Regions from separate parts of the Homo sapiens genome. Here region 1 is linked to region 2. A link is a loop called in an ENCODE intact Hi-C map of the cell type or tissue named here. Cell type or tissue: dorsolateral prefrontal cortex. All regions are shown on one strand. Each heading gives the region's core, and the rest is flanking DNA. Links, peaks and the distances in the headings are about the cores only. Region 1 has its middle 20 kb from the start of TRH. Region 2 has its middle 28 kb from the start of TRH.

The links. Peaks named below come from ENCODE experiments on the same cell type or tissue, not always from the same donor. Only the 100,000 strongest peaks of a DNase experiment are listed, where the experiment ranks them.
Region 1: a loop joins it to region 2, with 2.5 times the contacts of the local background. A loop is called at or near these places in 62 of 110 quality-filtered maps.

The regions. Positions count from the first base shown.
Region 1 is chr3:129,989,429-130,000,927 of GRCh38, reverse strand. It overlaps the pseudogene LOC124906284 and the pseudogene RPS17P9. Among named protein-coding and RNA genes, the nearest start is that of TRH, 20 kb to the right of the region's middle. In dorsolateral prefrontal cortex, for the core only: no CTCF peak of the experiment used is centred there; a DNase peak (open chromatin) is centred at 5,547.
Region 2 is chr3:129,941,351-129,952,849 of GRCh38, reverse strand. No RefSeq gene overlaps it. Among named protein-coding and RNA genes, the nearest start is that of TRH, 28 kb to the left of the region's middle. In dorsolateral prefrontal cortex, for the core only: no CTCF peak of the experiment used is centred there; no DNase peak of the experiment used is centred there.

The DNA.
Region 1 (11,499 bases), core at 1,222-9,221, 48 kb before region 2:
TATGGTGGTGTGTGCCTGTAGTCCCAAGTACTTTGGAGGCTGAGGTGGGAGGATTGCTAGAGCCTAGAAGGTCGGGCTGCAGTGAGCTGGGATCATGCCACTGCACTCCAGTGTAGGTGACAAAGTGAGACCCTGTTTCAAGGAAAAGAGAGAGAGAGAGACAGACCCACAAGTGTTTTAAGCCAGAATCTCCATGTTAAAATGCTTTCTGGAGGCTAAAAGGATGACATATTGATAATGAAATATTTAAAAGGCAGAAACCCCACTGAATTTCTTGGTCCACCGAGGGAAATGGGAATCGCATGACCTGAAGGATGATGCAGGAACTGAACAGAAACCATCCTTGTTTCCTGAATCTGAATGTGGCACCCTCTTTTCACGGTGTCTGTATCTGCTCAGTCTGGCAGCCCCTCGAAAAGAGGGAATCTTGATTTTCAAACTTAAAATTTGTCCCAAAGCCCACTGCTGCCCACAATGCCCGCCACACCCATTCCTCTTCCCTTTTAGTTTCTATGGGAATACTCTCTTTGAAGAACCCAAGAAGCAGTGTCAGGCTGGTGTGAGGACCAGCAGTGATTTCTTTGAGGAGGAGAGCCCGTTTCTTCACTCACAGGCCATGTCTGAGTGGATCAAGAAGAACAGAGTGCCCTTTTATGAGATTTTGTCTGCGTAGACCATTAGCTTGGTAAAAATGTCAAAACCATCCTCGTTCTTTAATAGCAGATTATTTTGGACTTTTCTCTGCAAGAAGCAGCATGGGCATTCAGATGCTTTTAAGGATAAAATGTTCTTTCTCATCACCAGGCCTGGTGCTCTGGATGGCTGAGGTTTTAATGTGACTGGATGTCCCTTGGAGTGGCTCCCAGGCTGTGCTCTTGTGGTTGGGTGGCAAGGGGTGGCTTTATTCGGTGGTGGCTAGAGGATGTTTTAGCAGGTAAATCGGGCCCCCAGGAGCCCCTGAGTGCCAAGTCCTGCTGCAGGGCATGTGTTTATGGTGGGGAGGTTGGGGGGGTGGAGGGTGGAGGGTGGGGGGCATTGATTTCCTGCCAATATCAGAAGTTTCACAGGCTTCTTGTGTATCCACAAACACCCACCCCATTGAGAAGGCCTAGAAAACCTGGCCCTCCCCAAACCTTTATTGACCGCTTGTGAATGATCCCAGGGTGTGTCTGACCCACAGCTCCTCCTGGAGGGAGAGAAAAGTCTCTCCTAGGTATTTGGTTATCAACCTCAACCACTTGCTGAGCCTTCCTCAAGACCAGGCACCTTGGCAGAGATTTCTGGGTTGTCAGGCGGAACCGAGCATTCAAGGGTAATAACTCTTTGGAGTCCCTGAAATCCCTGATGGACGCACCAGGTAAAAGCATCCAGGGTTGAAACCAGATCAGGAAGGTTATTGTCAGCCTGGGGCTCCTGTAGAGGTGCATCCACGTTGCAGGTATTTTCCCTTCTTGCTGAGGAGAAACTTGGGTTTCTCAGCTTTGGCACAGTCACAACACTTGGGGTCAGACCATTCGTGGTGGTGGTGAGCGGGGGGCGTCCTGTGTATTGTAGGATGGTTAGCAGCATCTCTGGTCTCCATCCTCTAGGTGCCATTCTACCCTCCCAGCTATGGCTACCCCAGATGTCTCCAGATGCTTTCAAATGCTGTGGGGCAAGGGAGTGGTACGTGAGCAAAACCACCCCAGTTGAGAGCCATTGGTCTACACTTGTGGAAATGTTTGAGGGTGAGAGTGTTGAGCTTGGGTCCCTGCTGTACCCTTTATGAGCAATGCGGTCTTGGAAAATTAATACAACTCCAGGGGCCTCAGTTTTCTCATCTATAAAATGGAGATAAATGAGATACACTTTCATAGGAAGGTAATTTGAGCCCAAGTAGTCTGATTGTAGAGTCCAAACGATTTAATCTCAATTCTAGACTGCTTCCTTTTTTTTTTTTTCCTGTTGTCCCAGGTTTATTGGAAATTTTAATTATGCCAGAATAGAAATATTCAAACAGCTCCATGAGGCGTTTTGAAATTCATCCCAACTGCAGGCTGAGTGACCTGCAGGTTGGATAGACTGCTGAAGCCCAGAAGCTTCAGCATGTCCTTAGTGTCAGGATCTGCTTCAGTGATCTCTCCACCCAGGCTGAGACCTCACAAACAGAATTCTCTCTTCTTTCTCCCTCCTCCAGCAAACTCATGGAGCTGGCTCTCCCTGGGCCTCTTGAATCTGCTTCATCGGGTACATAGCATAGCCTGCTGTCTGGCTGCAGAGCTTCCTGCCAGGAATGATGGTGATCTCCTTGCACTCATGCTTGTGTGTGTGTGTGGAAGTTGCTGCCCAGGTGAATGTAGTACTTCTTGGTGATGACCAGGATGCCTTCTTCATGGTTTGAGGGCAGACATGGCCTATGTTGGCAGATCCTTGCAAAAGAGGAACTTCAGGTATTTTTTTTGAGTAAAAACTGCTTCAAGCCATTTTTGGAATCAAATAGAGTGGCTACCAGAAATAGGCTGATTTCATAGTTAGGCATAGTGGTGCGTGCCTGTAGTCCCAGCTACTTGGGAGGCTGAGGCAGGAGAATGGCTTGAACCTGAGATTGGCTTGAGCCAAGATCGTGCCAGCCACTCCAGCCTGGGCAACAGAGCAAGAGAAGGAAAAGAAAGAAAGAAAAGAAGGAAGGAGAAAGAAAAAGAGAGAAAGAGAGAGAGAAAAAGAGAGAAAGAAGGAAGGAAAGTCAGAAAGAAAGAGAAAGAAGGAAGGAAGGAAAGTCAGAAAGAAAGAAAAAGAAAGGAAAGAGAAGGAAAGAAAGAAAGGAAGAAAAAGAAAGAAAGAAAGAAAAAGAAAAGAAAGAAAGGGAGAAAGGAGGGAGGGAAGGAAGGAAAGAAGAAGGAAGGAAGGAAGTTGATTTCATTTCAGCCAGGCGTGGTGGCTCACACCTGTAATCCCAGCACTTTGGGAGGCTGAGGCAAGCTATATCACTTGAGGTCAGGAGTTTGTGACCAGCCTGGCCAACAATGGTGAAACCCTGTCTTTACTAAAAATACAAAAATTAAGGCCAGGTGCAGTGGCTCATGCCTGTAATCCCAGCACTTTGGGAGGCCGAGGTGGGTGGATCACCTGAGGTCAGGAGTTCAAGACCAGCCTGACCAACATGGAGAAACCTCGTCTCTACTAAAAATACAAAATTAGCTGGGCATGGTGGCGCATGCCTGTAATCCCAGCTGCTCAAGAGGCTGAGGCAGGAGAATCATTAGAACCCAAAAGGTGGAGGTTGCAGTGAGCCAAGATCACGCCATCACACTCCAGCCTGGGCAACAAGAGCAAAACTCCGTCTCAAAAAAAAAAAAATTAGCCGGGCGTGGTGGGTGCACCTGTAATCCCAGCTACTCGGGAGGCTGAGGCAGGAGAATCGCTTGAACCCAGGAGGTGGAGGCTACGGTGAGCTGAGATCTCACCACTGCACTCCAGCCTGGGTGACAGAGTGAGACTCCACCTCTAAAAAGAAAAAGAAAAAGAAAAAATAGATTGATTTCAAAAAGATTAATCACTGAAAATAGCTGTTGTTGGAAATGGTGTGGAGCAATGAGTTCTCTGAAACCTCACTCACTATGGGTGGGTGTATAAATTGGGAGCGGCTTTCTATGGAGCAGTTGGCAGTATTTGTGAAAATGTTAACTACCCATGCCCATTGTCCTAGCAATTTTGCTTGTAGGTGTTCTATCCCACAGAAACTCGCATGTCTATACAAAGACAGGAGCAAGACTGCTTATGATGGCGTTGTTTATAATCAGGAAGTGCTGAAAATAACCTAAATATCCATCCATAGGGGTGTGCATAAGTGACTTTTGATGCACCCATGCGTCAACCATTATAGTGATTAAAAAGAACAAGGGAAATATCTAACGACTGACATGAGGACAGCTCTAAGATGTGCGGTGGTATCAGAAAAGTCTTGAGACAATAGTGTGCAAATATATGTGCATGTGGCTGTGTACAAATGTAGAGAAAATGATCTGGAAAGTTACAGCCCTGGTCCCTGTTGCCTGGCATGTTCCAGAAACAGCAAGGAGGCTAAGGAGGATGGTGTGAATGAGGGGAGAGTAGGAGGAGCTGGGTCAAAGAAGTCGCAATAGGCAGAGGACATTGTCCCTGCTGGGTGTGCAGGACCCTCCCCCTTGGCCACCACAGTGCAGCTAGATCCACCAGCTCATGCCCAGAGTTTCTGGTTCTTCCCTGTATTAATGATACCTTTCTATCTTCTATGTTTCTGATGCTTTGACATCTGGGGTCTTGGTAACCCTGGAGGGATTGCTCCTCCCAGGGATGGCCAAGAGATAGTAAAGGACTGGCCTGTAAGTGTGCATTTAACATGCAAACTAATCAATGCACAGCCCCCACCCGCACCACCCCCTTTATCTCTGGGCTCTTTCACTCCAGGCCACTATTCTCCTGCCCTAATCACTCCAGGGCCAGGTACCAAGCATCTAGGGTCAGCCGCTATGCCCCAAAGCCTGCTGAAATTATTCAATCTAGCCAATCCTAAGCCTGTTTACCCTGCCTCACCTGGAAACTAAAGTAAAGGATCTTGCCCCATTTGCCCCTCACACCCTCTGCCTCCTGATTGACCCTCATGCCTCTCCTTGTGGCTCTTCCTGGCATGGCATGCCCCCTCCTCTTGGGACCTGTGAGTAACAAACTCTTTTCTGTGGCAGTCGTCTCCTGAGCTGTTGGTCTCACTGTACTTGAGTAATAATAAGACTTACATCCGTATTTGAAACACACCCCACAGGGTGTGGGATGGAAAGACCTCAGAGCCCCCAAAATGACCAAATGATGCCAGAAGTACAAAAGAATTTATCGTTCATTGGCCACAGAACCAAGGTTGACTAATGAGACCCAGGAGACAGGAGGGATCCAGGTAGATAAACCCCCTCTCCTTCCATCTTTCTCTGGACTATCTGAGACTGGATTTCTCCTTGCAGTCCTCCTGGAGGTGTTCTGTGTAAGGTGGGTGTACCTCCAGAGCAGCCACGAGGGTGATTGTGGAGTGATGGCCTCATGGTACCACCCTTCCCATGGCTTCCCTGCTCCCTTTCTCGGCCTGTGATCATCCTGGGCTCATATCTGGGCTTGCACCACCCAAAGGAAGCAGCCACACATTCATCCTTGCCCTGAGCCCCATTTCTAGAGAAAGCAGGCTAACCAACTTCAACTGTGAACTGTGGCAACATCTTCGAGCTGGGAGGTGGGGAGTTATACAAGGAAGCTCTAATTTTGGCTCTACATATCTGTATATTATATATGTTTTAAGGTGATAATGTATTTATTACCTGAGTAAATTTAAAATATTAAAAATGATGATAAGCTTAAGGGTTAAAAAAAGAAGGAAAGAGGGGTGTTAAGAAAATGCGTGTTTTGGCAGCAGGAGCAGGCTAGCACTGTCTTTTGCTGGCTTGTCATTGGTTTTGAAGCTTTGCTCTAATAGAAACCCCAGCCCAGTGACAGAGAAGGGGCCTCTTACTCACAGACCTGTCAGCACTTGTTGCCTTTGACGCCACATCTCTGTCTCCTCTGGTGTGCCCAGCTTCTGTCCGCCTCCTCCTCCTCCTCTCCAGCTGTCTTCAGGAGCTTTTCATCAAAGGAAAAGTGTGGGGCTCATTTGTCTCTGCCTGGCCCTCACTCACACTGAACCTCCAGGAGCTAGATAGAGGCTTCCTACGACAGCTGTGCCCCTCAGATAATTAACACTCAAGGGATAATCTAGGAAGTGATCTTTCAATTATATAATTAGTTCAGCTGGGTTCAATTACTAGTTATGTCATGACACTGCTGTGTGTCCTTAGGCAAATTGCTTAATGTCTCTGAGCTTCAGTTTTCCCCTATGTAAAACAGGGATAAAATAGTATCTACCTCATAAGGTTGTTGGGTGTTTGAACATATCTGAGACACTTAACATAATCCTCAGAGTAAATGTTCACTTTTTTAAAAAGTTTTTAGATACAGGGTCTTGCTCTATCACCCAGGCTGGAGTGCAGTGGCGTGATCATAGCTCACTGCAGCCTTGACCTCCTGGGCTCAAACCATTCCCTCACCTCAGCCTAAATGTTCATTTTCATCAGCAGCACTTGTTATTATTAATCTCCCCATTCATTCATTCACTTATTTTCTAAACTAACATCGAGTGCCTACTGTGTGCCATGTCCTTTGCTAGTTTCCAGATCCGAAAAACAGAGATAAAAATACTTTTCCTCTATATGTGACAGGCTGGTTTGGAGCCAGCAATAGCAAGAAAGAGTTATATTAGACACCAAGAAGAACTTCCAAGTATGACAGGTTAGCAATTCCTAAAGTGGCAAAAGGGGAATTGAGGGAACCTGGACTCTTCTAATGGAAAGAGAACTTGGTTCAGAAACCATTTGAACTACTGAGACCTTTACAACTACAACCCTCTGAACCACACTGGCAGGTTGCTGAGCAGGAGAAGAGGAGAAAAGATGTATTTTTCCAGGTAACATTTGGTGCGTCTGAGATGAGCCCCATGAAATTTACAGCATTTTCCTTAAAAGGCAGATGACCAGTATTTCGATTCTTAAGCACAGCAGGCCCCAGCCTGGCAAGATTGGGATGAAGAGAAGCTGATGAGAAATATATGAAACAGGTGCCAAAATTTCTTCTTTGCCAATAAAAGAAAGTTACGATTTAAAATTGGCCATGTGTCTGTAGGAAGGGGGAGAATGGGATGTGATGGAGAGAACTCTCCTCTGTAACAACTCTGTTAGCTAGAGGCCCCTGGAAGGAGGGTGGCTGGGCACACAGGGGCACCAATAGCCCAGCTGGGGCCTCTTTCTCCTGTAGCAGATGCAGGAGCCCAGACCATGTGGTAGTCGATTTCTTGGGGGCACCACAAATGCAGAACTCCAGCATGGTTGCAAAAGACCGCATTAGACCAGTGGTTCTGAAATTTGGGCATCAGAATTCCCTGGAGGGCTTTGTTACAACACAGATTGCTGTGTCCCACTCCCAGAGTTTCTGATTCAGTAGTTCTGGGGGTGGGACCCAAGAATGTACGTTTCTCACAAGTTTGCAGATGTTGCTGGGCCACACTTGGAGATGCACTGCTTTCAATGAACTTTTAAGGCTCTTTCTAATGCCAGGATTCTAGCACAAAGTCCACTCAGCTCTGGGAGGTGGAAGCCAGGAGGAGGCACCTGAGGCAATGTGGAAAGAGGGAGTAGGAGGTCACGGAAGGCTTCCTGGAGGAGGAAGTACCTGCATTGAGCTTGAAGCAGGGATTCTCCTGGTGATTTTAAAAGACAGGCAGAAAGAATTCCTGGTAAAGGAAACAGAATTGAGTGGGCTGAGGAGAGAAGCGGTTTGATTTGTGACTGGTTGGAATGTGCGGTAGGGGCTGTGGCCAGGGCAATGGGCAGCATCCAGATTACAAAGTGCCTTGAATGGCAGGCCGAGAAACTTGACCTTCATCCTGAGGGCCAGGGAGTGTTGCTGAGGGCTGTGAGCAGGAGGGCGACATAATCAGGTTTGACTTTTAGAACGATTTCTCTGCAAGGCAGGGGAGGAGGGGGTTCAGTTGTGACTATTTATCTGCTTCCTACAGATGAAGAAACTGGAGCTCAGAAAATAGAAACGGCTGGCCCAACACCATGGCTTGAGAGTGGCACGGCCAGGACCCACCCTGGTTTGCCTGATACTAAGTGTGCACTTCTGCCCGCCACTCCGCAAGAGCTTGGAGCAGGGGGACCTGAATCCCAAACCTGGCTCTGCCCAGTCTATTGGGGCCTCAGGGTTCTGACAGGGATCACAGTCTACCCTCTCTTGGCCACTGGGAGGACCAGTGAGTAAAAGGACAGTTTATTACGGATGCAGCTTTAACGCTGGTGCAGTCATAGGAAAGGGGGCTGAGCAATCAAGGGGGCTGGGGGAGGCAGGACAGTGCCAGTCCAGAGGAGCCTGGGCTCTGTCATCAGAGCCGCAGCTTTGTGCTGACAATGATGTCCTCAGAAGTGCAATGTTCCCTGAGTCATCAGGCCTAGACACAAAGGGGCCCTGCCCCTGCCCAGCCCCTGTCAGAGCTGCTGCTTCTCTCTGCTGTAATGAGGGATGTTCTCTGCAGAGGCAACAGCAGCCCCACTTCCTAGCTGTGCTCTCAGCCAGTGCTAATGAGGTATTTGGAGAGCCCTGGAGGTCACAGGGACCCAGGGGCTTGGGAGGGGGAATTCATCACGGGCAAGATCACACCCTGACCCACAGAGGAACACTTACGCGGTACCCCCCAGTGGACGCCACAAAGCCGCTATGTGAGCACTCATGGCAGTGTACTCATCACAGCCAGCAGACCCACTGGGGGCTCCTTTTACTCTCCAAACCAGTGGTTCTTGACCTTCCTGGATCATAGACCCATTGGAGAATTTGGCAAAAGCTCAAAACTCTTCCCCCAACAAAAATTAAATGCAAACCAATAAAGTAATAATCCCAAGAGCTGGCATGTATGAATAATTTGCTACGTGCCAGGCACAAAGTTAAGTAGTTAACATATCTTATCTAATCTTCATCACGCCCTGGTAAGTCAGGTTTACCATCTCTACTTTGCAGGTAGGTGGATTGAGACACAGAAAGGTTGTTAGCACCTAGAGGTGCTGTAGCTCGTTAGTGTAGTAGTCAGACTTAGCTAGTTGAACTCACACCTAGGTCTGTTTAACTCCAAAGCCTGTACTTTTAACAAACTCACTCTGCCACACATATTCATATAGACAGGCATAACTTTGGAGACTGTTTCAGGACATGATAAACCCATGAAAGCCGTGAGCAGCATCCTTCCTGAGTGCCAGGGACATAATTCCCTCTTTTCCTCCTGAAAGATCTCACAGGTCAGTGGGGGACAGACAGGTCCCTTGGTGGTCAGTGCTGTGAAGGAGGAGCTGGAACCACAGAGGAGGGTCATCCATCCCAGCCACGGGTGTCAGGAAGGACTTCCCAGATACAGTAATGTCATTGAGTCGCTGGCTATTAAGGGATAGGTGGGCAAGGGCATTCCTGGCAGGCAGAATGGTGGGGGCAAAGATGTGGGAGCAGGAGAGGGCATGATATGTTTGGGGACAGTGAGAAGCTAAGGAGAGTGACAGTAGATGGTGGGGAGCATGAGAACTGGAAAGTAGCAAATGACGAGGCTGAAAATGTCAGATTCTGTAGCAATCAGGCTGATTTTTTTTTTTTTTCTTTTTTTGAGACGGAGTCTTGCTCTGTCACCCAGGCTGGAGTGCAGCCTCCACGTCCCAGGGTCAATCAATTCTCCTGCCTCAGCCACCTGAGTAGCTGGGACTACAGACGTGTGCCACCACACCTGGCTAATTTTTGTATTTTTAGTAGAGACGGGCTTTCACCATGTTGGCCAGCTTGGTCTCGAACTCCTGACCTCAGGTGATCTGCCCACCTCAGCCTCCCAAAGTGCTGGGATTACAGGTGTAAGCCACCGTGCCCGGCCAATCAGGCTGTTCTGGCCACAAGTAACAGAAACCCCAACCAGCAGTTGTATAAACAATTAGCCGATTTTATTATCCTGTGTAACAGCATGTCCAGACAGTGGGGCGGCCTCAGAGTTGGTGAAGTCTTTGTGGTATGACTCAGTGACATTGTCAAGAACTCATATGTATCCATCTTTCTGCTCTGCCATTCCCTGTCAGTTGACTTCCATCTCAGGCTTGTGCCCTCATGGTCACAAAATAGCTGCCAAAGTGCCAGTCATCACTTAAAACCATGATGACATAAGCAGAAGAAGGGGACTTATTTTTTTTTGGCCATGGTGCCTCTGTTTTATCAGCAAGGAAACCTATTCCCAAAGCCCCCATTGACATCCCATCATATATCACTGAATGACACAAACACCCCTAAACAGAATACCAGAAAAAAAAATTGAATTTCTGTGATTGTTTTAGACCCATCAACATTCACTTCTTCAGAGATGCACAACTGCTTGCTCCGGAGAAGAGAGAAGCATCCAGACTGTTTTTCAAAGTGAGCTTGAGAGTTATTAACACTGATATTAACCCCAGTATCTGACCCTCCCCACACACAGAGTCCTTTATATAGAAGACCTTGAACCCACCAGGAGACTTCATGAGCCACACAAAGAGAAACAGCCTAGTCTTACTGACTGTACCTCTAGAAACTGCTCCCTTGGCTGTAACTCATTAGGAAACTGTCGACACAGTTGTAGCATGTCTTAAAAGTTAAGCACATGGAGTCAAAATGACTGGAATCTTGAGTTTTTGCCTGACCCACTTAATGTCTCTGAGCCTCAGTTTCCTCATCTGTCAAGTGGGATAGCTGTAGTACCTACATTGCAAAGCTGTATGTGAGAATAAAATGAGACAGTGCATATGATGTGCTTAGTGTGGGCACAGGGCATTGCAGGTAATTGATAAATGTAAGCTATTCCTATTATTGGGGTTAATATTAAACCATCAGTCTCTCAGGATGAGCCTCAGTGAGAAGGCGAGTCAGGTCCTCTGCCTGGGTCTTGGTTAACAGCTGGGGCCCTGAGAGGAACAATGGGGCATGAGAAGGAGACCTCTCTCTCCCAGAGGTCATCCTGTGTTTGGGTTGGAGAGGCTCACCCAGGTGCAGGAGCTGGTGCTATGTAGGAGGGATACTACCTCAGCAATGCCAAGTGATAGCAGAGGAGGTTGTCAGAAGGGCAAGGCAGAGACAGAATTGAAATCTCAAGTCGAAATTTGATTCTGGACTCTGCCACACAATCTACAGGGTGGTAGTTAAGAGACTCCAGCTGCTGACTGGCCTGGCTTTGGGGATGTCCTCCATTTGCCCTCCAGACCCATTTTTGGCCCTGTATGTGTCCAGGCGGCAGATCTCTATGGACTGCCCCATGCAGGTTCCCTCTCCTTCAGATTCTGGTGTGGTTTAGAAGATCAGAGAGGAGAGGAAAGTCGGGGCATTTCCACTCCCCTCCCTGTATGACCCTGGCTTTTGGGGTCATACAGAATTAGGTTTCCATCTTGGCTTAGTGTCTTAGTCCATTTAGTGTTGCTATAAAGCAGTATCTGAGGTTGGGTAATTTAGAAAGGAAAATGGTTTATTTGGCTCATGATTCTGATGTCTAGAAAGTTCAAACTGGGCATCTGCATCTGGTAAGAGCCTCAGGCTGCTCCCTCTCATGGTGGAAGGTGAAGGGGAGCCTGTGTGTGCAGAGATCACATGGCCAGAGAGAAAACGACAGCGAGAGCGAGAGAGAGCTAAAGGGAGAGAGAGAGAGAGACAAAGACAGAGCGAGCGAGCACAGAGTGCTGGGCTCTTTTTAACAACCAGCTCTCAAAAGAACTCACAGAGCGAGAACTCACTCACCCCTGAGGGAAGGCATTAATCTGTTCATGGCTGAATCTGTCCCCATGACCCAAACATTGAAGATCAAATTTCAACATGAGGTTTGGAGGGACAGACATCCAAACTATAGCACTTAGCAATTCACTAGCTGTATGA
Region 2 (11,499 bases), core at 1,483-9,482:
TTGTGACATAATGAAGAATTCCGGCTACTGCAGGGCCCTTTGAAAGGACTTCTTTTCTTCCTTGGGCTTTACAATATTTTTGGACTCTGGGTCTATTATTCTCACATTTAATTAATGTTCCACTTGACTAATAAGATATAACAGAAGCAGCTGGGATCGCCTGGAGGCTGGGGGCTGGGAGAATTGCATGTCTTGGGAAGAAGAGAGGCTTCAGGGGCTAGCAGCCTTGGGAGGGGGCAGACACGAACTAGGTTAGGCATGTACTGGGGCTCAGCTACACCACTGGCAAGAAATCCAACAAAGCGCCATCCTAGCTCTGTGCTTTGCCCTGACTCTCCTCCTCATGAAGGCTTCAGCCCCTTTGAAGTCCCACCATTTCCATAGTCCCTTCATTCTTCTACCTCCCACCACAGCTTGGGCAGTGGTTCTCAAAATTTAGTGGGAGGCCAGGTGTGGCGGCTTATGCCTGTAATCCCAGCACTTCGGGAGGCTGAGGAGGGTGGATCACTTGAGGTCAGGGGTTTGAGACCAGCTTGGCCAACATGGCGAAACTCTGTCTCTACTAAAAATACAAAAATTAGCAGGGTATGGTGGTGCACGCCGATAATCCCAGCTACTCAGGAGGCTGAGGCATGAGAATCGCTTGAACTGGGGAGATGGAGGTTGCAGTGAGCCGAAACGCGCCACTGCACTCCAGCCTGGGCGAGAGAGTGAGACTCTGTCTCAAAAAAAAAAAAAAAAAAAATTAATGGGGGTCAGAAAATGTGTAGGTAGAAATGGGGCATGTGCATAAAAATGCAGCCTCCTACCTCCGCTCTAGGAAATTGGCAGGTTGAAGCCCAGGAATCTGCATTCTGCATGGCAGGCTCAAGTGTTTCTGATGCAGGTTGAACTGGGACAACTTTGGAAAATCATGATTTCGATAATAAACTCCATTCTCGTCTATAAAAGGAGAAAAATCGTAGGACCGCCTGTGACACCACTGTAAGCATGGGGAAGTAGGTAGGATGGGCCTGGCCACAGTAAGCACTCCATACACATCAACTGCCATGGTCGGGGCGAGGGACTGCATCTGTCTAGTCCCCTGCTGTCCCAGGCTCCAAGGGGGTGATCAATGAGCATTTGGCAAGTGGTTTTCTTTGGACAGTTCCAGGAGACAGTGGGAGGGAGAAAAACCAAAAGTTACTACTTCATCCTCCTATACTGTTTGAATGTTTTAACATGAACACATGTTATCTTCATAATTTTTAAAACTTGTTTAATTTTGAATTAGTTTGTTAAATGACGAAAATCACCTTCTTGATTCTTTGTATTCTCTTTGTAAGACTTTTTAATTAAGAGGAGAGTCGGGCAGAATCTGAATCCATGGGGCCTGTGGAGGCTGTGTATCAGCATCCCCTGGCATGCTTCTTTAAATGCAGGTTCCTAGGCCCCAACCTAGGCCTCCTGAATCAGAATTTCTAGGGCTGGCACCGGCCTTACTAACAAGCACTCCAGGCATCATGCTGCAGGTGGCTTGTGCCCCACCAGTAAGAGGCACTGGGAGAAATGCCGCCTTGGGGATGGAGGCAGGCATCTGACAACCCGAGGGCAGAGACCCCGGCCTCCCCTCCCTCCTTTGTACCTGCCCCAGCCCTCAACTCCAGTCTAGGCACTTAGGAATTCAGAAAGACACACTGGTGGATGAAAAGTGCACTGAGGGGCCGGGCACAGTGGCTCACGCCTGTAATCCCAACACTCTGGGAGGCCGAGACAGGAGGATCACTTGAGCCCAGGAGTTCAAGATCAGCCTGGGCAATATAGTGAAACTCTCATCTCTCTTAAAAATTAAAATTATAAAATAGAGCAAATCTCTACATTAAAAAAAAAGGTGCACTGAAGCCCAGAGATGGGCAGTGACCTCTCGAAGAAGTCAAACAGAAAGAGAATGTGAGGCAGCAGAGGAAGTCGGTTAAGAGCCTAGGCTTTGAGCAGGACCTGCCTGGAGTAAAAAACAAAACAGCTGTTTCCTCAATGAGCTGTGTGGCCTTGAGCAAGTGCCTTCACCCTCCCCCACCAACTGCCCACATGGCTCATTTATAAAATGGGGCTGTTCACCCTTATCTCAGAGCTGGGGTGGAATAAAGTTTGTACGTAGAGGTACATGGTGCTATGCCTGACTCCTGCTAACTCATAGTAAATGGAAGCTGCTATGTTATTGTTGACATCACACTTTTCAACACCACCAACACTGAGGCAGCACAGGGCAGGGGTTGAACACCCAGGCTCTAGAGCCCTTGGCTGCACTTGTTATCTGAGTGACCTTGACCAAGTCACTTCACTCCTCAGAGCCTCGGTTGTCCCACCTGTAAAATGGGGATGAGGATAATAACCATAATACTAACTTCACAGGGCTGCTGTGAGTTAATATTTGTAATGCCTTTAGGATGGCGTTTGGCACACAGTAAGCCCTAAGTGAATGTTGGCTGTTATTATCAGCAGCCTGGACTAGACGCCTGGCTGCACCCTGGGGAGGAAGCGTGCCTGCTTGCTTCACTCCTCATCCCCAGGCCCTCTAGAAGTCCCAATAAAAGCTGACTCTATAATGAATGTACCTCTCAACCAAGCACGGCTGTGGCCCACACAGCTCTGATGAAAACGAGGCCATGGCAGCAGCACCACATCCATACAATTAAGCAGCTCAAAGGTGCTGGGGAGGTGGGTGTCAGCCTCAGGATATCGATTTCCTGGGAGGACCACAGCCTGGGCCAGACAGGGGCCTCTGCTGAGATGGGAGACAGCACAGCAGGACTAGAGCCAGGGTGAGGGACCTGGAGCCAAAACCTCTCAGGCCAGGGTGTCCTGGGAGCTGAAAATGTCCCCTTCCCTCCAGAATGGCCACATATGTGCCCATGCTTCACAATAACATCGGTATGACACAGGAGCTAATACAGAATGAACATTTAGAGAGCATCACGGAATGTTCAACCATAGGTACGATCATGACCCATTTTATACACAAGGAAACTGAGTCCCAGAGAGGCAGAGGTACTGGCCCAAGGTCACTCAGCTGGGATTCAAGCCCCCAAGTCTGTCTGAGTCCAAAGTCTTTCACTTAACCACCACCATATTGCCTGTCATTTATTACTTGAGAAATTCATTGCTTGTCCTCAGTTTTCCCATCTGTGAAATAGTCATGGAGGACTGCGTTCGATGGTCTTGAAGGGCTTGTCTCGTGTTTTTGTTTGTAGTGAATTAACACTTCTCGGGGATGTTTTGGAGTCAGTCAGGAAGGATGAGCAGAGGCCAGACCATGAGCTGAGAATGAATCCTGCTACTTCCCAGAGGGCCTCTCACACCCACCATGGCCCAAATTGTCATTAATAATAGCTAACATTTCCAAGGGCTTACCATGTGTCAGGCACTGTTCTAAGAATATGAATTATTTCCATCCTAACCTATCCCTGAGGCAGCCACTCTACAACTATTTTCCACCTGAAGAAACTGAGGCATAGAGAGGTTAAACAATTTGCCCATCTAGATCCAATGGGTGCTGGGCCCATATCCCCTTTACTTGCTGACACACCCATTCCCCAGCTGCTGTGAGTGTTGGCTGCTGAAGAGCATAGCTGCCCCCTTCTCCTGAGACCTGTCCTTGGCATATGGGTGCCACCTTACCCCAAATGTCTTCCCACAGGGGACAATTCTTGGGCAATGGCTGTCTGAAGTGTGAGTACAAACAACTGGACCATGGCCCCAAGAAACCTGTTACAGGTTGAACTGTGTCCCCCCAACAGAAGATATGTCAAAGTCCTAACTCCTCATATCTCAGAAAGTTACCTTATTAGGGTCATTGCAGTTGTATGTTAAGATGAGGTCATACCTGAGTAGGTATACTCTCATTCCAGTATGACTGGTGTCCTCATAAGAAGAGGAGAAAAGACACAGAGAGATGACCATGTGACAATATAGACAGAGACTGGAGAGATTCATCTACAGGGCAAGGAATGCCAAGGACTGCCAGCCACCACCAGAAGCTAGGAGAGCTTCCAACGGGCTCCAATCTTAGGACTACTGTTGGACCTGCTGGAAACAAGTTTCTTCCCTCCTTTTGAGGTTGCAGAGTGGCCAGCAGTGTGCCTGGAGAAGCTAGTGGCCTTGGCCGGGCATGGTGGCTCACGCCTGTAATCCCAGCACTTTGGGAGGCCGAAGCGGGTGGATCACGAAGTCAGGAGATTGAGACCATCCTGGCTAACACGGTGAAACCCCGTCTCTACTAAAAATACAAAAAATTAGCCGGGCGTGGTGGTGGGCGCCTGTAGTCCCAGCTACTCAGGAGGCAGAGGCAGGAGAATGGCGTGAACCCAGGAGGCAGAGCTTGCACTGAGCCGAGATCGTGCCACTGCACTCCAGCCTGGGCAACAGAGAGAGACTCCGTCTCAAAAAAAAAAAAAAAAAGAAGAAGAAGAAGCTAGTGGCCTCCATACCACAGGGAGAAAGGAAGCGTTGAGTGGCAGAGTCAGGGATTCCTGGTGATGTCCACAGTGGCCGTTTGGAAGCTTAGGCTACCCTCTTCCTCCACCTGCCTTTAGCAGCTCCCCATCTTACCCAGACTAAAAGGCAGGCCCACCCAGTCCACCCCCATTGGTCTGACCTTGTCTCCTCTGCTGTCATCCACACTTGCTCCTCACCAGCATCCGGCCTCCCAGTCCCACCTTGGCACCATTGCACCTGCTATTCCCTCCATCCAGATACTCCCTAGAGAGCTCCATGGCTCGCTCCCTCCGTCCAGCCTCAGCTCAGATTTCACCGCCTTAGAGAGGCCTCCGTTGGCCACCCACACTAAAACAGCAGTTCCTATCACTCACTATCCTCTTACCTAGCTTTATTTTTCGTCACTGCACTTGTCACTACATTGTTTATTGCTGTGGAAAAGACTTCTTGATTCTAGCTCAAATGTTGTCTTCACCCTGAATAGTAAGCATGCATTGAGCACTACTGGATACAAGGTCCCACTGTGGCTAGGGATATAATCAGAATCACAATACTTATGTCCTTGGTTTACTTTCACAACTCCATGGGTGTCCAGCAGCCCACTGGAATACACAGCAGGGGCTTATACGTGTTCTTCATGGAACATGAGACTCCATGTTGCTGTGGTTAGCTGAGTTCCTTCCTCTTCAAAAGTTCTTTTATTTTAGCCATTTCTCTTCACTGTCTGTTTCCCTAAATGAAACGGTAGATACAACAACTGCCAGATAAGTGGATTATGTGAGTTCTGGAAAGTCCTGGAAATGGACAGTCCTGGATTCAATTTCTAACTCTGCCCTTTTTTGGCCATAGTAAAGGAGTGTATTGCTGAGTAACAAATAACCCTGCAATTTACTGGCTAAAAGCAACAGCAGTCATTATAGTCTCCTGGGGGTTGACTGGGTATGGTAACGTGGATCTTGCTTGGAGGTATTTTTATGTAGCCGCAATCCAAGAGCTTGAGTTATTTTAAAGGCTTCCTTACTCACATACCTGGTGGTTGCTGCTGGCTATTTGAAACATCAGCCGAAGGTGTTGGCTGAAAATCTACACCTGGCCTCTCCATGTAGCTTGAGCTTCCTCACAGCATGGCAGCTAGGTTCCAAGAGCAAGTGTCCCGACAGAACCAGGTAGAAACTGTGTTGCCTTACATGACCTAGCCTTGGAAGCCACATAGCATTCTTTGTGCTGTACTCACATATCTGATTCTTGAGGAGAAAACATAGACCCCACCTCTCGATGGGAGGGCTATCAGTGTCACATTGCATGAAGAGTATGTGGAATGGGAGATGTAGTTGTGGCCACCTTGGAAAATACAATCTGCCACAAATGCTTTTAGGGCTAAGCAGTGAACAGATATGTGGGAGCTATCTGGTATTTTTTGAAATATGAGGGGTGGTGGGGTCCCTGTCCTCCTGGAAATGTGTGCCGCTTCTAAAAACATCCAAATTCAGATTAGAGAAGCCACAATGTGAGCCAAATAAAACAAGTCCTTGGCTGGTTGCAACTATGAGTTGCAACTCCTGCCCAGGTAACCAACTGTAGGGAAGGGAATTCTTACTTACTGAGCAACCTCCAAGTGCTGTGGGCTGCACTGGCCCTTCACATGTGCCACAATGATTGTGATGCCTATTTTACGTCTGAGGAAACTGAGGCACCAAATGGTGTTAACCAGTGTAATGCCTACATGATCTAGCTGAATTTCTGCCCTGCCTTAACTCTGCTTATCTTTAAAAAACAGGATGCCAAGGCCAGAAGTTCACCTTTGTGACCAAACTGGCTGAAACTGGTGAGATGCAAGACGGCAGCTCACTTGACCTCCAAAGAACCTCTAACTTCATTATAATATAATTTCCTTGCTAAATGACACTCCCATCAGTGTCATGACAGTTGACATTGCCATGACAATGGCCAGAAGAAACCATAAAGGGACAAAAAGGAAGGTAGTAACTCTGGTTCCAAGGAGTTCTCCCATTTCCAGAAAAGACATGGATATTCCTCCCCTTGCTTTTAATGCCCAACTTTTTCATTAAAGATGAAGCCTGTATCTATGGTTTCCCAGCTCTCAGGAGCTGAGAAGTTGATTTGTGAGCCAAACTCCCACTTCTCAATAAAGGCCGTCGAATAAAGCATGCACTGTTTCATGCTTACTTTTGGGTTCGTGTATTGGCTTCACAGCACAGAACAGGAAAAGGCTCCATCTTCTGGGGGACAGGCTTTGTTGGTAACAAAAGGACTGGCCCAGAGTCAGAGTTAGGAAGTGATAAAGCCAGGTGTCTGCCACAGCTGGTTCTTTCCCCTCAAGGGCCCACCTTCCCGGGCTGTGAAATGGGAGGGTGAATGGTGCTAACTGTAAAGTGCTGAGCACACACTTGGTTGTGATTTAACACTGATACTTAGAAAGAAGTGTTGAGATGGCCAGGAGTGTTTTTGCAGATGGAGAGGTGAAAAGCAGAAATGGGGCTGCAGGGTATAGTAAGGGTGGGAGCCCCACCCTGCAACCCCAGGAGAAGCTTTGGAAAGGCATCACCAGAGAGGAGGGCGTACTGGTGGGCAAGGGTTCTGGAACAACAGGATATGAGCCATAGTGGAGCAGCTCTGAGGAAATGAAGAAAATCCAGAGATGGAGTTGATTATAGGGAAACAAAAAGGTGATGAAGGGATCCGTGAGGATGCGACAGTCACCGAGGAAGTGGCAGAGACTGGGGAGTTGAGACTCCCGGGGCAAAGGCACCTGTCCAAGCCCCTGGAAGGGGGACAGTGATGCCACTATGCTCCTAAAATGCCTCTCACAGAGAACAGGAGTCGGTTTCCTACCCCTGTTCGTCTGCTAGAGGTCTTTGACGGCAGTGCCACTATCTCCCACCTTCAGGCCTCGGCAGCCTCCTCACCAGCTTCCCCACGGGTCTCCCTGTCTCATCTTGCCCCCAACAGTCTATTCCAGAGTGGTCTTCTAAAGGGTACAGCAGATTCTGTCTCTGCTGCAAACCCTCCCACAGTTCCTGGCTGCTCTTTGAATAAAATGCAGACTCCCATCACCCTGTTCTGTTGCTCTAAGTGGCCCTTCTTACCAGCTGGTATTTTCTCCTCTACCTACTTGTTCAGTGGTTCTTGTCTGTCTCTCTTGCCAAGCTCCAAGACAAGGTTGCCATGCTTCTAGGTGTAACCTCGGCACATAGTATGTTCTCAAATATTTGCCGACTGCTTCTGTTGTAATCTTTCTGTCTCTGGAAAAGGCAACTCTAACCTAACAGTTGCTCAGGCAAAAAAACTTTTGGATCATTCTTGATTCCTCTCTTTTTATCATGCCCCACCCCCAACCATCAGCAAATTGTATTGGCTCATCCTGCAAAATACATTTGGAGTTCCACCCACCCGTGCACCTCCAGAGCAGCCACCCTGGTCCAGCCGCCTTCACCGCTCACCCAGACAACTGCAGCAGCCTCCACTCCAGCCGCCCTGCTTGTGCCCTGGCCCCTGTGATCTACTTTCTACACAGCTGCCAGGCAGTTTTCTCAAAACCGAAGTCAGATCACGTCCCTTCACTTCTCAGAACCATCCTAGGGCTCCCTGTTTTGGGGAGAGTAAAAGCCAAAGTCCCTACAGTGGCCCGCAAGGCCCTGCACCACCACCTGCCTCCTGTACTCCTCTGTCCTCCCTCCCGCCACTCTCCCCTTAGCTCAGTGTCAGAGGACTTTTGTTGATACCTGAAAACACCATGCCCATTCCTGCCTCAGGGCCTTCGTACTTGCTGTTCCTTCCACCTGGACTGCTGGGCCCAGATCTTTGCTTGGCTCACTACCCACCTCTTTTGGACCCCTGCTTAAATGTTCCTCCTCCTGGCCATCCTGCACAGGACATCACATATGCATGCATGCACACACACGACACACATGGGTATATGGGCACGCACACATACACACACCTGTGCACATACCGACCAACCTTCTCTTAGTTGTTACCTAACACATTGTGTATTTAATGGTCTCTGTTTTTATCCGTCTCTCCCGCCAGAATGTAAATTCAGGAAGGCAAGGACTTTATCTTTTTTGCTCATTGCAGTGCTCTCGGCTTCCAGCACTGTTCCTGGTACCTGGTAGCTGCCATGAATTACTTTTTAAGTGAGTTCAGGCTGCAGCCATCGAGGCAAGGCACACTGGAAGACACACACATTCACACACACATTCACACACACATTCACCCAGACATACTCACACACATACACACACACACACACTCACACACATTCACATTTAAAAGCTAAACCAACTGGCCGGACATGGTGGTTTATGCCTGTAATCCCAGCACTTTGGGAGGCCAAGGTAGGCAGATCTCTTGAGCCCAGGAGTTTGAGACCAGCCTGGCCAACACGGTAAAACCCCATCTCTACTAAAAATCCAAAAATTAGCTGGGCATGGTGATGTGCGCCTGTGGTCCCAGCTATTCAGGAGGCTAAGGCGGGAGGATCCCTTGAGCCTGGAAGGCGGAGATTGCAGTGAGCTGCGATCGCACCGCTACACTCCAGCCTGGGCGACAGAGTGAGACTCTGTCTCAAAATTAATTAATTAAAAATTAAAAACAAATAAATAAAAGCTAAACAAACAAATGAACAGACAGACAGCTAGAATAAACTCCATGCCCCACTCCGCCCTGCTCCACAGTTACTGACTCATCATTCCTCGGGTGAAAACCTGGTTGGGACCGCTCTTCTTTTTGTCTGCCCAGCACTCACTGTCCCATCTTCTGAGACCACCCTGCCTTTCCTTTGGAGACCACCCCCAACCCCAATATCAGTCCAGGGGCATTGAGTGGACAGATCTATCTGCATACCAGAGGTGGCCTGTGACTGAGACCATATCCATGAGAGTTGCAGCAACTAGCTTCTGGATAGGCATATGACACAGTCTAGGCCAATCAGTGATCCCCAGGATGTCTGTGGAGTCACTGTGAATGAGGTCGTCTCTTGCTGGTGGTGGCTAAGTTGTTTTAGGGAGTCTGCCTGGAGCTGTGGGCAGCCACATTGCCACTGGGAGAAGGAAGGTGGCCTGGAACAGAATCACTACAGAGAGAGGCAGAGCTGAGAGATAAAGAGAGGCAGATGCATGATGACATCATTTGATGGACTTTTTAGTTACATGAGGGAATAACTTTTCATTTTTTCTTTTTTTTCTTTATTGTTTTAACTGTTAGGGCCTCACTCTGCTGCCCAGTCTGGAGTGCAGTGGTGTGATCACAGCTCACTGCAGCCTTGAACTCCCAGGCTCAAGCAATCCCCCGCTCTCAGCCTCCCGAGTAGCTGGAATTACAGGTGCATGCCACCACACCCAGTTAATTTTTTTTTAAAAGTGTTGTACAGATAAGGTGTCACCTTATTGCCCAGGCTGACCTCAAACTCCTGAGCTCAAGTGATCCTCTTGCTTCGGCCTCTCAAAATGTAAGGTTTACAGGCACGGGCCACTGCACCGGGCCCTCTTTTTTTCTTAACTCAATTTGAGGTGGGTTTCTGTTACTTGATCATGACTAAAACAATGTCTTGAGACGTGTTTCAGAATTTCAGACACTGTCACCCTGCCTCAGGCAAGGACACACTTCCCATGAAGCTCATTCCTTCTGCAAACCTTTGCTCAAGCCATGCCTCCCTCCCAGAGGGCCCTCCCGTTTCTATCCAAATCTTGCCAGTCTTTAAGGCCTGTCCTTTTCTTGAAGCCTGCCCTGATTGCACCCACTAGGACCTTTCCCTCCTCTGGCCTCCCTCAGCTGTTGGACACTGGGTCAGGCACAGTCCCCAGCTCCTCCCTCCTCCATCTCCTTTCAGCTTCCCACCACTCCTCAGTTCCAGGCAGCCCCGGGCACTCCTGGCCCCCGAGGTCCTGGCAGAGGAACCCAACCGGACCACTCAGGTCAACTTTGTGGCTCTGCTTCCCCATGGTGGTACAATTCGGAATTGCACTGAACTGTGCGGCCCTCCCTGAAACCCAGCTCCTCAAGTCCCCACCGAGAGCTGCCACACTGAGAGTTCTGTATTTTTACTTGCTTTGTCTGGCAATCTATCCCCTACCTCTTGGAATCCTTTTCATCAACACTTAGTGGGGTTTTGTTTGTTTGTTTATTTGTTTTTTGAGACAGTCTTGTCTCTGTCGCCAAGGCTGGAGTGCAGTGGTGCAATCATAGCTCGCTGCAGCCTCGCCTTCCTGGGCTCAAGCAATCCTTCCATTTCAGCCTCCTGAGTACCTGGGACTACAGGAGCATGCCACTCCATCCGACTTGAAGCTTAGATTTTTTTTTTTTGTGGGGGGGATGTATTCTCCCTCTGTCTCCCAGGCTGAAGTGCAGTGGCACAATCTCGGCTCACTGCAACCTCTGCCTCCTGGGTTCAAGCAGTTCTCCTGCCTCAGCGCCCCAAGTAGCTGGGATTACAGGCGTCCGCCACCACACCTGGTTAATTTTTGTGTCTTTGGTAGAGACGGGGTTTCACCATGTTGGTCAGGCTGGTCTTGAACTCCTGATCTCAGGTGATCCGCCTGCCTCAGCCTCCCAAAGTGCTGTGATTATAGGCATGAGCCACTGTGCCCAGCCAAAGCTTCGATTTTTTAAGACAGGCCTTTGGAGCCCTGTAAAAGGGGCTGCCACAACTTTACCCAGCCAATCGCAGCCATAAGAGAAAAAGGGCTCATTTCTCAAAAGAGGCCAGAAATTTGGGTTTTAGATGAAATTTCTTGATTTTTACAGGTTGGCAACCAATTCAAAGTTTATACATCACTATGTAGGTCAAACAAAACATATCTGGGGGCTGGGCATGGTGGCTCACGCCTATAATCTCAGCACTTTGGGAGGCCGAGGTGAGCAGATCAACTTGAGTCGAGGAGTTTGAGACCAGCCTGACCAACATGGTAAAACCCCATCACTACTAAAAATAGAAAAAATTAGCTGGGTGTGGTGGAGCATGCCTGTAATCCCAGCTACTTAGGAGATGGAGGCACAAGAATCGTT